Linked DNA regions of Homo sapiens: all the other regions are linked to region 1. The links are chromatin loops, found by intact Hi-C in ENCODE. Cell type or tissue: endothelial cell of umbilical vein. All regions are shown on one strand. Each heading gives the region's core, and the rest is flanking DNA. Links, peaks and the distances in the headings are about the cores only.

What was found. Peaks named below come from ENCODE experiments on the same cell type or tissue, not always from the same donor. Only the 100,000 strongest peaks of a DNase experiment are listed, where the experiment ranks them.
Region 2: a loop joins it to region 1, with 5 times the contacts of the local background. A loop is called at or near these places in 11 of 110 quality-filtered maps.
Region 3: a loop joins it to region 1, with 10 times the contacts of the local background. A loop is called at or near these places in 17 of 110 quality-filtered maps.

Annotation. Positions count from the first base shown.
Region 1 is chr4:142,837,297-142,843,136 of GRCh38, reverse strand. All of the region lies in intron 1 of INPP4B (inositol polyphosphate-4-phosphatase type II B), which reads left to right. All of the region lies in intron 3 of USP38-DT (USP38 divergent transcript), which reads left to right. Among named protein-coding and RNA genes, the nearest start is that of INPP4B, 6.1 kb to the left of the region's middle. In endothelial cell of umbilical vein, for the core only: a CTCF peak has its summit at 2,396 (motif pointing right); a DNase peak (open chromatin) is centred at 2,416.
Region 2 is chr4:141,343,438-141,349,277 of GRCh38, reverse strand. No RefSeq gene overlaps it. Among named protein-coding and RNA genes, the nearest start is that of LINC02432, 14 kb to the right of the region's middle. In endothelial cell of umbilical vein, for the core only: a CTCF peak has its summit at 2,911; DNase peaks (open chromatin) are centred at 937 and 2,917; H3K27ac peaks cover 428 bases.
Region 3 is chr4:142,280,165-142,285,164 of GRCh38, reverse strand. The region is part of intron 9 of INPP4B (inositol polyphosphate-4-phosphatase type II B); the gene reads left to right. Among named protein-coding and RNA genes, the nearest start is that of INPP4B, 560 kb to the left of the region's middle. In endothelial cell of umbilical vein, for the core only: a CTCF peak has its summit at 2,120 (motif pointing left); no DNase peak of the experiment used is centred there.

The DNA.
Region 1 (5,840 bases), core at 491-5,490:
CTAGAAAAGACATTAAGATATGTGCAAAAATTTTAATTACTCTTTCAGTCTCAGGCACAATGGTCACTTGAATCAAACTGTGTTAGTTTATTTTTTTAAATATATTTTCACTACCTTGTAGATTAAAAGAAACATTTAAAATGTTTAGGAAATTTTATGGACTACATTATATATAATTTATATATGTATATTTATATATATCCAGTATATTATATATAGTATATATATTATTATATATAAATATATAATAATCATATATATTTATATATATCATTATTTATATATATTTTGATATATATGATATATAAATTTATATATATCATACATATTTATATATAATTATATATTTATATATCAGTATATTATGTTAGGATTATTATAGATATATTATATATTATATTAATATTATAATATATTAATATATTATATTTATATATTATATATTATATTAATATATTAATATTATATTATGTTATATATTAACATAATATATTATGTTAGGATTATTATATATAAATATATTATATATTATACATATAATAATACAATAACTATCTTATATATCATATATTATATATTATATATAATAGATATTGTATATATTATAATATAATATATGTAATAGTTTTTTAAATAAGGCACAGTTGTACTCACTATCTTATTTCTTATTTCTTGGAAGTATCTTGCTATCAATGGTATACCATAAGGCCAATGGAATATCTAGGAGCCAGAACTTTAGATTTTTTTCAATGGACTGTGTAATTTCACCAAACATTAGCTATTATAATAGATGTCATTCCAGCATGATGTGAATTGGGTTTCAATACAGTATATGTCCTTAAATAATATATTTCAAACTGAGTTTCTTGAGTTGCAGTATTTTGAGTAAATTCTATCTTCTGTATTAGGCAGCCATGCCAACTTGGTGTCCTGATTTTAAATAGCCCTATGAAGAACTAAGTGAAATAGAATTGGCAGTAATTTGTTTAAACTGATTAAAGGAAATTTTGAGAAGTTTTTCAAATCATGTGGTTTTGGTTATACATTTCTTTGGGAATTATCTAAATCAATAATATTCAAGGGAATGAAGGCAACATCTCCTCCCTTAAAAGGAGAGCCTGTATCTATCTATCTGTCTATCGATCTATCTATCAATCTATCTATCTGTGTCTATCTATCTATCTTTACATACTCTTCTGGTTATGAAAATAAAGCAATACAAAAAACAATGGTGAAATTACTCAATTGTTTTTCTTTGTTGTTTTACAAGGATAGAAAAGTTTGCGAGATACACAGACAACTTTAATTGTCATGCTGACTTCTAATGATTGGAGTAACAGCATCAATGTAAAGCATCTTCCAAGATCAAAAGAAAAATATGATTTTTAAAAATTTTCATTTACTAGTTGTTTATAATAGATCATTTATTTATATATTTTAAATAGCTTTGAAGGAGAACTTCGAGATTTTTATGTTTCTCAAAAGAGAGTGTGAGTTTTTAAATGTTAAGCAACAATGATTTACAAGGAATCCTCTTAATATTTTTTACTATGAAAAATTTGACAGAAATATGAGCCTTTCACCTTTCACCTTAGTTCTTAGAATAGATAGTTGTAGTGCATTAAGTAGATCAGACTTGGGGACTACCATTTTAGAATACAATGAATTAAATAGAATATACTCCCTGACCATCAATAGCAATCTTTCCTTTAGTTCTTTCAAAATGGTTCTCATTCATTTTCATGGGGCTTTGCTTTCTTAGCCAAAAGATCAGAGATGAGCTCTTGCCATTAGAACAACCAAAACACAAAAACTATTCAATGCTGGGAAAATAAAAAATAAAGTAGGACTAAAACCAGTGGGATCTTTAATTGAAGTTAGAACCTATAGGTGCATGGAGATTATGGTTATCTCCAAGGAAGCTTTAAAGTACTGTTAGTGATCAGTTAACACTCTATGATGTCTTTTTCAACATCTTCTTATGCGAAACTTGCTAGATAACCACATATTCCACTTAGAGATTAGCATACATCACATTCATAAGAGAATAGCTGCATAATTGATGCGCAGTAGTTAAAAATCACTTTTTTTTAAAAAAGTAAAAATTTCTTGTCTTCCTTAACAAAACCTGTAAATCACTTTGTTTTTAAAAAGAGGATGTCTTTATTAACAAGACTTGCAATTTTTTATATTAACTAATCCATTCAGATCTTTTAAATTTTAATTTGAGATGGGTGTGATTTTATGGTATATGTCATTGCATTTATCTCCAATAGCATTCTTATTTTGAAGGAATTATGAATAAAGTATTTTAGACCTGTTGTTCTGAATAAATTTTGTTTAAAATATAGCATTTCCACTTTGTGGAAGACATCCATTGTGCATTTGGTGTTAAAGAGACATTTAGCACTAGGTGGCAGTGTGCAATGCTTAGAAACCTTGAGTCATTTTAAGTGCAATATATTCATTTTTTAAAACTTTTCTTTTAAACATAATTTATTTACATCATAGTGAGTTAATAAAGTTAAAGTCAACAGGCACCTAAATTCTTAGTAGTATATTCAGAAGATCTATTATGAGTAATACTTTAAAGATTTGATTGTAATATTTAACACACTCTGCTTTTATGTGAGATCTGCTTATGTGAGGAACTGTTAGGAATTAAATTAAATATGCTAAAATTCTGTTTGTGTCTGGGTAAGAGAAAGGAAAAAAAATTAAATGAACATGATAGAAAAAAACTTATGATTATTCTAAAATAGATATTGTATTAACCATTTGCATTTTTAATCCTAATCCCCTCACAGCATCTGCTGAGCAAATTCTTTTTTTCTAGGAGTCAAAGACTATAACTATTATTTTTTTTCTGTTGCATTGCCCTTGGAAGAATGCAAAAAAAGTGCAAATTACCTCAATGACACTTCAGCAGATCCCCTAATGTCCTCTGTTATAGTGATGACCCGGTCACCAGTGACCAAATTGAATCAGCCATATAGTACTATAATTTATTGGTTACAATGACAGCTGAAACTTGTTTTACAATTTCTTCTTGGTTAAGCTGGATATATACACCCTTGCCTTTGACTGAATAATTAAATTATGGGACATAGCTGAGTCAATTAATTTATTCTGTCATCTGTGCATCAGAATGCGATCTCTGTATTGTTTAAGTGTCTGGTTGGAATGTCCTCAAGATCAATGTGGTGGACATTTCAGCCATGTTCACTGGATGTGGCTATTGTAAGAATGGAGAACAAAGAAATTAAGTTAATGAACCCAAATTGGCATAATTAAGAAATGCATTTCCTTTTTTAAAAGGTTTTTATTATGTAACATTTCAAAGGTAGAAAATAAGAGTAGTACAATGCATTCCCACATACCCATCAGCCAGTTTCAATAATTGTCAAATTGTGGCCATTCTCATTTCATTTACAGTCCCACTCACATTTTCCCTCTTAGGAGTTTTTGGAAGCAAACCTTAGAAGTTACATCAAAAGAAATACACTTACAAAGCAGTTATTTACAAATATTTTTATCATACAAAGGAAAATTTAAAAAATAATTACTATAGTAAAAACACTACATATTTTACTTTAAAAGTCCAAACTCTTGGCATTAGGTAAATTAAGTACTTGAACTTGTTACATGATTGAGGTATAGACTTCAGTTTATGTCCTATGTCATTTTTTTTGTTGTTGTTGTTGAGATGGAGTCTTGCTCTGTCGCTCAGGCTGGAGTGCAGCCTCTGCCTCCCGGGTTCCAGTGATTCTCCTGCCTCAGCCTCCTGGGTAGCTGGGATTACAGGCGCACACTACCATGCCAGGCTAATTTTTGTATTTTTAGTAGAGATGAGGTTTTACTATGTTGGCCAGGCTGGTCTCGAACTCCTGACCTCAGGTTATCCACCCGCCTTAGCCTCCAAAAGTGATGGGACTACAGGCATGAGCCTACCAGACCCAGCCAAAGTTTTACTTTTATAAGCGGCAGACATTGTAGATATAGCAGACCCATGGAATACAACAACTTAGCTTTTCATGAGTCAAGGTTTTACCATCCATCTTTAAAGGTACATGACATATAGTAAGCTATAATTTTACTGAGGTGTGAATTTAAGTCACATCCTTTTGGAGACTGAACTTTCAGTGAGTGAGTCCAGCCAGTGGCCTGGCAGCCACACCCTCATGTAACTTGAAGCACTGGTTGACATATTCTGTCACTTTCTAGGGCAGTCTGTGGTGAGTGTGTTTGAGAACTGGGGAATCTGAGAAATTGTTTGGTTTTCCCCTTGGAGAATGTCATTGATCTCCTGAAATACACCTTTTGGATTTCATATAGAGTTGAAGTTTTAAATGAATAGAATTTTTTCAGATTTTAAAAACTTGATGATAACCACTATGTATGAATCTTTGTGACATTGAGTATCTAAAAGCAAATATAATTCCATTGTAAAACAATGTGTAATTTGTACCTAAAGGGTTTATGCCATGGTGTGTCTTTTATACTTGCAAGTTATATAGGGAGCAAAGCATATGTATAATTTTCTTAATATTAGATACATACTTTTTTGACTTTTTTTGAAATTTACTGCAATATTTTTTTCATACGGTATGTTTTAAAGACTGCCTCCCAATTTATTCATGCTATTCATATCCTTTTTCCTATTTTATATTTTGGGTAGGAGTAAAGAAGAGTATACACTCAGATTAGTGTAATGAGAAATAATTGATACAGCTGGCTTCTACTCAATTTCTAGGATTTCTTTCTTTTTTTTTCCTACTCTCTATTTTTCTGATTATAAATGTACGAAGTCTCCATTGAAAAAAAAATGGGAAGTAGAGAAAAGCCCAAAGAGTCAGAAAAAAATCATCAAAAGACAATATTGTTAGAATTATATCATATTTACTTCTAGAGTTTGTGTGATTCTTTCATATAAGTTTAGATATGTGTGTGTGTGTATGTGTGTGAAAAATGAATGCCTGCTTTTTGTCGCTTAGAATTCTATAGTTCAATTCAATTGAATTATTGATTGAGTCTTACTATTTGCCAGCTACTGTGATAAGCTCTGTTCTGGTTCACAGCAATAAATACTTAAAAAAAAAAAAACACCACTTTCCCATGGCTGTAAGCACTTGTCTAGCTTTTCATTGCTCTTTAATAGGCCTATGAATTATTATCAATTGTTTAGCCTTCCCTCTCAACTTAGACCTTAAGATTATTGGTAATGTTTTTGCTATCACACTGTGATGGATATTTTCTGTATGATCTCATTTTTTTATATTCCTTGTCTATTTTTCTCATTATTTTTCTTAGGAGTGATTCCTAAATGTGATATGCTGGATAAAGGGTATGAACCTTTTAAAAGTGCCTTATACATATTACCAAATTGCTTTCCAGAAAGCTTGCACTCATTTCATTCTTTCTGGAAGATATAAATCATTTTGCCATCCTCACCAGTATTGAGGGATTTTTTTTAAAGTTTGTTAATTGGAAAGGTGAATGTGATTGTAACAACAACAACAAAAGCTAAAATTTATTGAGCCCTTCTTATAGACAATTTACCATGCAAAACCTTTATATTATCTCATTTACTCTTTGCAACAACATAAAGGGAGGACAATATTTTCATTCCTATTTTAAATGTTCGAAAACTTATTTTTTGAGAGGTTAAGTGACTTACCCAAGATCACACAGCAGGTAAGTGGTAGAATTGGGTCTTGGACCAAGATTGATTTTACTCAGAAGTCTAGGCTTTAAAGTACTATGCAATATATCCATGTAACAAGACTGTATTTGTACTCCCTAAATTTATACAAATAAAAAAAGTACTATATTCTTCTACT
Region 2 (5,840 bases), core at 380-5,379, 1.5 Mb after region 1:
ACTTTCTGGAAGTGTAATGAGCCTCTAACCAAAATAGAGAGTGGATAGTGGTTCCCTAAACCCAGGGGCTGAGCACTGGGCTAGAGAGCTGCAGTTGTTGCAGCCAGATGAGCCCCACAGGGGGTGACCCTGCAGAGCCACCAAAGCAACCCAAAGAGGGAAAATCACCTGCAGACATCTGCCCATCTTACAGTATCAGAGCTAGCATAAACTTCCCTGCATCCTTTGCCTTTCTAGTCTCTGACTCCATTCCCATGGCAACAGCAATGACAACTTATAAGTAGCATATAAGTGGGCAAGAGGATAGAAAAATTACCTGCCCCTCTTCCACGGGAAGCAGCTGGTCCACTTCAGGTGAGCCATTGAGATGGGATATTAAACCAAATGCAGTTTTATTTATGGTCTGGAATTGGATAGTCTATTTGACATATTGAGAGTATATCTAAGATTGAAGCCTCAAATTCAAGGGCCCAAATTTTCAGTCTTTCTCTTTTCACTTTCATTTCTGCTTTCAAAATAGCCAAGTCTTTCTTAAGCTCATCCCTTTTTAGTAAGACTTTGCTGGAAACACAAGGTAAAGCCCATGACTGACTTTCCAAACCCTTTCCCAAGCCATAGGCTGACTAGAAACATGGTTTGCCTTCCAGGTCTCCAGAGGACAGTTTTGCTAGATGTGCTGTGATGGCAGGACAATAGAAGTATACTTTTTTACCACCTGACATGCCTGTTCTTGATTCACAGTTGACTATGCTGCAAGCGCCAAGCAGTGACTTAGAAACCCAGTCTCTTTCCACCTTAGGGTTCCACCATCATTAACATACAGCTTTTGGAGCCACTAGGTTCATTTCTGCATGAATCTGATAGGAGAAAAAACAAGAAGCCTCTTGTATCAAGATTTGTTATGAGCCATGGCCCTGAAGTGCCATGTCATTTCCTCTTACATGTGCATTGTCCAGAACTCAGTTACGTGGTCATGCAAAACTGCAAGAGAAGCTGGGAAACACTATGTTTGTGCAACAGAAGAAAAAGAAACAGGCTTGGTAAACAGCTAGTCTGTTTCTGCCTCCAGGGCTCTATAGCTTCTAGGAGTGAGCTCATTGGCTATGTAGACTTCTAGAAAATTTATTCATAAGAAAAATAGTAAAAAAAAAATCCCACCACTGAAAAATTATAAAGGGACGATGCAAGACAAAAATAGTATTTTGATTATCTTTGATTTGTTGGAAGTATAATTTTCAGCGATCAAATGTGCAGCACTGGGTAGTATCAGTTCTGTTTAGTTTGGAAACATACTACTTGAAGTTCTCTGGGCTAATTTTTCTGACCTGAACTGACTGTTCTCAGATTCATTACACAATTGTCATCCTGGGACTTCCCTGCACCATCGTTTAGATAGTCCCTTTATCCCTCTCCTGTCATGTAGCATCTTTTACTTGGATGCAGAGGCTTCCTCTTTTTGTTGGTCCTCTTTCTGATGAAGTACATAATAGTGTTCTGAGAAATATGAACAGAATGCACATTTTTTGAGATCCCACATATTGGAAAATATCATTCTACATTCACAGTTGATTGATAGCTTGGCTGAGCTTGTAATTCTGGGTTGTAATTCATTTCTCCTTACAAGTTTGAAGGGACTTCTCCATTGTTTGAGTACCATCTTTTGAATGTGACCTGTTATTTCTACCTGGCTACTTTTAGGGTTGTCTTTTTATCCTCACGGTTCTGAAATTTCATGTTGTTATGTGTTGATGCAGATTTTCTATCATTCATTTTTGGGCACTCAGATGGCTGTCAACCTAGAAATTCAAAGCTTTCAATACTCACAAGTTTTCCTACATTATTTCTTGAAGATTTTTTCCCCTCTCTCTCTGATTTTTATTCTCTTTCTTGAAAACATAATAGTTAAACATTTTGACCCTGATTTGGTCGACTGATTTTTTTAAAATATTTTCTTTCTTATCTGCTATGTCTTTCTCTTTTTGTTCTAATTTTCTGGAAGAGTCTTCACTTTATCTTTTGTATTTCTATTAAATTTTTTTACTTCTGCTGAAAATATTTTTCTTATGAATTTCTTATTCTTTTATTTTTATAGCTCCCTGTTATTGCTTCAGAAGTAAAATATATTTCCCGCATTCCCTAGGATATTTATCTTATCATTTTTTTCTTCTGTTCCTACACTGTCTTTACTTCCTCTGAGTTCCTTTCATCTTGCTCTTGGCTCTGACTTTCAAATGAGATGCTTTCTTCACATGTCTAGTGGTCCCTGTCTACCTATTCAAATTTATAACCAATCAGTAGCTCTGTCTGGGTGGCAGAACATTTGAATTGGTGGGCCTCATTGTAGGGTGATTAAAACCCAGAAATCTCAGAGTATGTAGATCTTTTCCCTTTAGCCAATCAACTACTCCATAGAGAAATCCCCTAATATACTGCCCATTGGACCTAAGCCACACCTACTCACTTTCTGTATGTTAAGAGGGAGAAAGGCTAAGGTTTATCAATGCACATTATTTAGATGTTTACTTAAGTCCCCTTTTATCAATATCACATCTTAGCTTTCATTCTACTGTTCATTCAAGATTCTTTCAAGACCAGCTTGAATGAATATGCTTTAATAAAAACACAGATTGCACTACAAAACCAAATAGTGTTAAATTTATATTATGCAACAGAATTGTCTGCAAGCTAAGTAGAAAAGGACATCTCCCCTTTATAGATGATTTTTTGGGTTATAAAAATATTATGAAGTAGTAATGATATATTTGCATGCCATCATCTACATTTTTCTTTCATTAACTTTGTCAAATTCTATTTTCAAAGAGCTTCGTTTGTCCTTTGAGGACAAATTCAACTTGTCAGGAAGCCAGCTTCAGGCAATGTCTTTCCCAGTGGCCTGCTGTATTGGTCCACATGAGATATGAAACAGAGACATCTAAAGGACATTTTAGGAACTGGAACATTAATATTTACTCTCCATCCTTTATGACTGATTCCCTTGGAAATGAGGTCTGTAGTTTATTATGAAGCTGGAAAACCTCACTTTGTAAAATTAAATTCAAAGCCACAATCATATGCCTTTTCTAACAAGATTCAAGAGAAGGCTAGAATCACCAACAGTTTTAAATGAAGAGTTATTTTAACAAAAAATATCAGAATTCATCTATTTGCCCTAAAATTATTGGAAGGAAATTGACTTAGAGTAAGCTATTTCTAGTAGTGTCACATTTTGATTTTTATTATATTTGTCCATAGTGTTACGTATAATATAGGTACCTAGTAAATAAAAATAAATAAGCAAGTTATTAAATGAACAATTAATTGATTAAAATCTGAATAAATGTAACTCAGGCATTTTTCTGACTGATTCCTCTTTAAATAGTAATTCCCAATACTCATCTTTTGGCTTGATCAGGCTTAGAGGAGTTATGACAGAATTATATGTGCAAATCTTAAATGTTAACATACACAATAATGGCATTTTTACCAGAAGCATTATTTTCCCAAATGGATAAGAAGTAATAATGAAATTTAAATCTTCTTTTCTAACAAAGGAATTGAGATAATATCTTCTTGTTCGACAGACTCTGAGTTGTTAAAAGCTTTGGTCTAAGCCATCTAATTGCCATAAAAAATTACTTTTCCTGGAAAGCTGGGGTCTAGTTCCAAGGCCACAGGAATGTCAGCTTCTTTAATGCAAAGTTTAAAAATAAATACAAGAAACAATTGCAAACCATATGACAGATTTTTTAAGGCATGTATACTTCAACTACTTCTGTGAATATTAATTTTTCCTTATGCCTTTTAAGTTCATAAGTACATGCTCGTCACTATCATACAAGACAGAGAAACAGAAAGAAAGAAACGGAAGAAGAAATATTCCAGATCTCTGTGTTGCCCACCATTCTGGGTGGTAAAATCTTAATTATGACAACACAAGTCCACGTGATAGAGGAACATATTAGAGGTCAGAGGTGCTTTGAAAACCAGCCAGTTTCACTATTCTTTTAAATTAAAGTAAGTTCAATTAATTCATGAAGCTATAATGTAAATTCAACCATCTAAGATTTCAACTAGCAAAGATGAGGAGAAAATCCCAAAATGACCACTAACATCTTGTTCAGAACTGGTCTGTTTTGAGACGGCTACATTTTCACCATGCTCTCAGGTGGCCTTTCCTCTGTGCACTCACAGAAAGAGAGAGAGCTCTGGTGTCCCTCTCTCTTCTTATAAAGACATCAATCCTACTGGATTAGTGCCCATACCTATGATCTAATTTAATCTTAATTACTCTCTTAAAAGCCCTATTTCCAAATACATACTGAGTCAGGGCTTCAACATATGAATTTTGTGGGGTTGCATTTCAGTCCATAACAAATATATAGGAGGCACGGGCTCAAACCTACAAGTACTTTTCTTCTTCTACTCCAGAAACAACTCCTTGAATTCCTCCTCTAGAATTGCTGCCCAGATGGTTTGGTAGACCATTAGAAATGTTAATATCCTAGTCCCAGAATTTTATATTATTCTCTGGGTTTCTAAATTATCTTACACTTGTATCAAATATAATTACATATTTTAAAGAACTTCTTAAATTCTGACCAAATTTATCCCAAACTTTTAAATGGATAGGACAAATTTTATGATTAAAAATTATTTTGAAAAATTTTACCTATTAATACTAATATTAATTTTTAAAATGTTATCTGTTAATAAAACAGAACTTCTTCTACTTAATATTAACCTAGAACTCCTAGTTCTATATAAACTTGAAATCAATAAAACTGCATTTCCTTTAAAATGTATTGTAACTCAGAATGTACACTATTTTAAGGTGACTCTTCCTAATCATTAATTTTCTTACATAATTTGTTTTGTGTGCTTTTTAAAACTATGATTGCCTATTCTGAATTAGAAACTCTTGAAAGATGTGTGATGGCCTATTTAACTCACTCTGCGTACTAACTAATAGAATTGTAGCTTAATATATGTTGTATCTAACAATTAAAGTTAATACAAGAGATTAAAGTGAGTAAGTCATCTAATTAGACATCCAATCTGTCCCCAATCTTACTAACATTTGTTTTCTTCATGTCCCTCACATCTACTCTTTAGCATTCTTCTTTCACATCTATGATCAAGGCCCCCATTAGTTAGACAAGGTTTTATGCCAGATCCTCTGGCATGAACCCCAAGCCATCCTGCACACATGGATCAAATCTAAATCTATATTGTATAATCTTTCTTCCCCTATGTCATTACACTACATGGCAATCTTCATTGGCTCCTCATGGCCTATAGGATAAATTCATGCTCTTGAGTCTGGCATCTGTCGTTCTCAATTGTTTGATTTCTCAGTTCACCTTCTTAACTTTATCCACATACCCACAGCTAAGAGTCCCCTAACCCCCTTCTTTCTGGCTGAGTCTACATATTTCATTGTCCCCCAAAACAAATTGTAATGGTAACTCAGGTGGTTCTTGAATTAAAAAACATTGTGGATCCAACAGATTGAGAGCAGTGCCTAAAAATTAACAGGATGTCAGCCCTTCTTCCTTCTCAGGTATCTATAAATATCCCAGATTTTTTAGTTCAAAGAAGGGAAGAAGTATGGAATTGCCTTATCAATCAGTAATTTCAGATGCCACCTGCATCCTGGCTTCCCTCTGCTTCAGATGTTGTGTTTACTATCTCTCTTGATTATCTTTTTAATCACTCCTTTCTGCCATGTTGAACCATTCCAAACCATCCCACCATGCCATTGGTCAAACACATTGCCTACCTTCTGTGTGGGCTCCCCACAGTTGGGACCGACCTGCTACACAGTGACGAATAACCCTGTG
Region 3 (5,000 bases), core at 1-5,000, 560 kb after region 1:
ATGCTCCAGAGTCTCAATTTTAAGCATCCTATTTTCTGAGTTCTATCACCTCTCTTTCCAGTACACTCCCTCCAGTTGCTCTTTGACTGTCCCGAGTCATTGATGTGAAGTCCTGCTCTGTCCTACACAGCCCCTCCCCCACATCCACTTTTCTTATCCATCACTGAGAAATCACAAAACGATTCCCTCGCATATACCCTCAACTCCTGTGCCCCGCTATCCTGTTGCTATATTCCACAAGCAAAATATAAATTGATTAACTGATTAATTCACTGATTTAAAAATTACAACAAAAACTGTGGCTAAGCCCAGAGTTTCGCATACCTATTTCACACTTGTATTGCTGTAGCTGAACAGGCTGGGGAAACTTGACTTCCGTGCTTACAGGTTTTATTTGGTACACGACCCCTAGTTATACCTAGCAAGGGTATAGGTACCCTTGCTAATACTGTACCCACTATGCTCCCCTGATTCATTCACTCTCCCACTTTCTGGGACCACTATTTTACACCTCCACATTCCTAAAAGCTCTAAAATATCTCTCCTCTTCCTCTTTCTCTGCTGATTTATAGTTTCTGTTTCACTGAGAAGAAGAATCTGACAAGTTCCCACTCCACATTTACCAACCTATCAGCTGATTTATCTGATTTTCATTTCCCTGAGAAGGAAAATTTGACAATTTCCCATGCCATGTTTACTAGTCTACCTGCACCTTCTCTACCTTTCTTCCTGTTATTATACAAAAACTCCCTTTTCGTTTCTAAAGTCAACTCGTCTTCTGTCTAGTGTTTTAGATTCTATCTCTTCTCACTTATTTGAGAACATTATTCCAGCACTTATGTCATTTTTCTTTTGCATCATAAATTATTTTCTCTGCTAGATCATGTGTATCAGCGTTAAAAAATGCCATCAAATCTCCTGTTTATCTTTCTAACTTATGTCCCATTTCTCTGGTCCTCTTTATAGCAGAACCAGAGTAAGAACTATGTCTACTTTGCCTCCCTCCTCTGATTGTCTTTTGAATCTATTCTCATCAGGTTTTCATTCCTATTACTTTAGCAGCTAAACAGCATTTGTCATGATCAGTAATGGCTCCATATTGCTAAATCCAAAGGATAATTGTCAGTGTTCCTCTTCCTTGGGATATCTGCCCAGTGGATCAATTGCTCACTCCTCAAAACCTATTCTTCCCTTGTTATCTGGGACACCAGACTTCATTTTCCTGTGGTCATTTCTTCTCTGTTTCTTTTGCTGGTTGCTCCTCATCACTATCACCTATAAATGTTAAAGGGTCCTATACCTCAGTTTAGGATGAAAAGTCTCCTCTTCACTCTTCATTCACTTTCTTCCATCTAGTCTTAAAGCTTTTAATGTCATCTGTATTCTGATGATTCCTATATGCGATGCATCACATAATGATGTTTTGGTCAATGACAGACTGCATATACAACCAATGGTGGTTCCATAAGATTATAACACCATATTTTTGCTCTGCCTTTTCCATGTTTAGGTACACAAGTACTAACCATTGTGTTATAATTGCCCATAGTATTCAGTACAGTAACGTGCTGTACAGCTTTTTAGCCTAGGAGCAAAAGGCTATCCCATATAGCCTAGGTGAGTAGCAGACTATATCATCTAGGTTTATGTAAGTACACTCTATGACATTCACACAAGGACAAAATTGCCTAATGGCATATTTCTTAGAATATATTCTGTCATCTAGCAACGCATGACTGTTCTTATAGCTCTAGCCTTGGCCAATTCCTTGAACTCCTGACTCTAATATCCAACGACCTAATGATAATTGAACACTAAATAAGTGTCTCAAATTTAAAATCTGCTAAACTGAGCTCCTCATTCCTGCCTGCTGCCCACCATGTCCCCAAATTCTGTTTGTCCTCACCATCTCCCCATGTAGGAAATTGCAATGCTACCCTTCCTATTGTTGAGGGAAAAATCCATGTAGTCTCTGATTCCTCTTTCTCATATTCTCTATAGCCAGTCAGTCACAGTATCTTATTAGCTCTACCTTAAAAATAAAACTAAAATCGGATACATCTCCTCTTCCTCCTAATTTCTCCAAACTCATCTTCATGATCCTCTCTGCCCCCTACAGTTTATTTTCCATATTGCAGCCCAAGTTGTGTCTAAAACTTGTCAGTTCAAAATCTTCTGTTGATTATTTGACCTCACTCAAAGTAAAAGGCAAAGGTCTTACAGTGTTTTCTATAGAGCTCTACATCATCTCACTCCCCATTGCTGTGGTAATCAGAATGCTAAGATGTTCCCCAAGATTCTCAGCCCCTGGTGCAGCTGCTCTACATAACACCCGCCCCTTGATTACAGGTTGCACCGTGAATATATGCTGCCTGTAATTATACACAGGTGGCTGGGATAACCATGCATAATAGTGTCTTAGCAGACTGGAGATGGAAATTCTGACCTTGAGGAGGCAAACCACCATGTGAACTGCCAATGTGGAGGGCCTTATGGCAAGAATGGCCTTGAGACTGAGTGTTATCCTGATAACCAACAAGAAAATGCGAACCTCAGTCTTAAAGCCACAAGAAAATAAGTTCTACCAACAAGCTGAATTAGTTATAACGTGGATTTTTCTAAGACTGCATTCCAGCCTATATCTTGATTTCAACCTTGTTAGGCCCTGAGCAGAGGACTCTGACTGGACTTTTGATTTATAGAAACTGTGAGATAATAAGTCCAGTCAGAGTTTAGGTCAGTGGGTTTATGGAAATTTGTTATGTAGCAATGGAGAACTAATACATACCCATCTGATTTGGTCTTCTAGTCCTTTCTTCCCCACCTATCTAGCTTTAGCCACATTGGCATCTTTGCTGTTTCTCAAATAGGGTAACCAGGATTCACTTCAAGGCTTTGGGATCATCTGCTTCTTTCTGCAAAAATCTTGCCCCAAGAAGGATGTATGACTCATTTCTTTACACTTTAGGTGTGTGTTCAAATGTCATCTTATTAAAAAGCCTTTCCCAACCACTGAAAACAAAGTAGCAGCCCCAACACAGCACTCATCCACCTTTTACCCTGCTTAATTTTTCTCCATGGCACTTGTCATATTTTGACATATCACATTTGTTTATCACTAGAATATAAGTTCCATGCGGGCAGAGAATTTTGTTCTGTTACATTATTGTGCATGGATTAGCGTTTAATAGTACTAGTAAGTGCTTAATAAATATTTGTAAATTAGTATTTTCTGTAATTTTGACCTTAATTTTACATCTTTATGGTGTTTTATGTATTTTAAAATGATTTTATTATGTGTTGTCAGAGTAAATGAGAATTTAAAAAATTTAAAAATCACAGGATTTTATAACTGAGTGACAAACATTTAAAACAAATCCTAATGCAATTAAGCATAAAAATACAGGGATTAAGAATTGCTCAGTTTCAGAGTACATGCCTCATTGTGTAATTTAAAGCTCAGTGAATTTCTGGGTGCACAGGTTTGAAATACATTACACTCTAAAATTATGTTCAACACTGTATAACGTTGACCTTTTAATACTAGCTGTTATTTTAGAGATTTCTTTGCATTCTTTCCTACCATTAAAAAGACATAAAACCCAAAAGCATACAAATTCTCTATATATAATTCCAAATTTGAATATTAAATATTGTCACATCACTAGCATTTAATACTGATTGTTTAATAATTTAATACTCCAGTTCTCCATACCTGTTATCTATGGAAAGTTTTCAGAGTGTCTAAAAGCATTTTGATTGGTTTTGTAATGTTTACAAACCATTCATGTAAAAAGTTTTTGTTGAAGAAGCAAAAAAAAAAAAATGCTTAGCTATCTATCCAGACTGTTTTCACCTGGCCTTATAAGTGTATCTATTTTTTGCTTCTGAAAATTTCCACAGGAAGTCAGGTATTCCCAGTCATCTATCTATAACCTCCTATAACATATTTCTTTCTTGCCACAATCATCTTCCTCTCCCAATAGTCTGTGTTTAAAAGGTGTAGCACTCTTTTCCTCTTTCTCTTACTCAAAACTAAAAATACAAAAAAAAAAAATGAAATAAATGAACTTAACAAAAAGTCTCAGGAACAGTTTCTTTTCTGTAGGTCTAAATGTGATAATTTTAGATGATAGGTGGCCAGCTGATTTATGCATCACTGGCTTGGTAAATATATTGCACCTCCTGAATGAGAATCTAGTCTGTTATGAAATGCTTCCTACTATTCAGGTGAAATTTCTTCCTTTCCTATATGAAATTTCTAATGTCTTTAGATATTTTGAATTTATAGTGCATGGGATAAAATCCATACTTTAATCCAACATTCCAAGTAAATGTCAGAAATTTGCTTGACATGGAAGAGGATAACATTTTAATAATGTGGTTTCTGTATGCCCAGACTAAATGGCTGTGCGATTTTTTTGTTTGTTTGTTTGGTATTGATTTATTATCGGAGAAAATGGATGTGTCCTTTCTCATTTATCCCATTTTATACATTAACATAGAGTAAAATTGACTTTTTATTGTTGTACAGTTCTATGAATTTTAACACATGTATGAACAGAGTCCGTATCCACAGTCCAGATACAGAACTTTTCCATTACCACAAAGAAACCCCTTCACACCCACACCAACCCCTGGCCACCACTGATCTGTTGTCCATCAAAATAGCTATTCCTTTTTGAGAATGAAATTGAATAAATTGAATTGTATAGTATATAATCTTTTGGGATAACTTCATTCATTCAGTCCAATGTCTTTACAATTCATCCAAGTTGGTGGTGTATCAACAGTTTCTTTTTATTGCCAAATTAATATTGCATGTTGTGGATACAACAAAGTTTGTTTAACCATTTACATTAAAGGATATTTCTATTGTTTCCAGTTTTTTGGCTATTATGAATGAAGCTGCTGAATTTCTCATGTATAGGTTTTTATGTGACCCTAAGTTTTCATTTCTCTAGGGTAAATATTTAGAATTGGGATTGCTGGTTTATGTA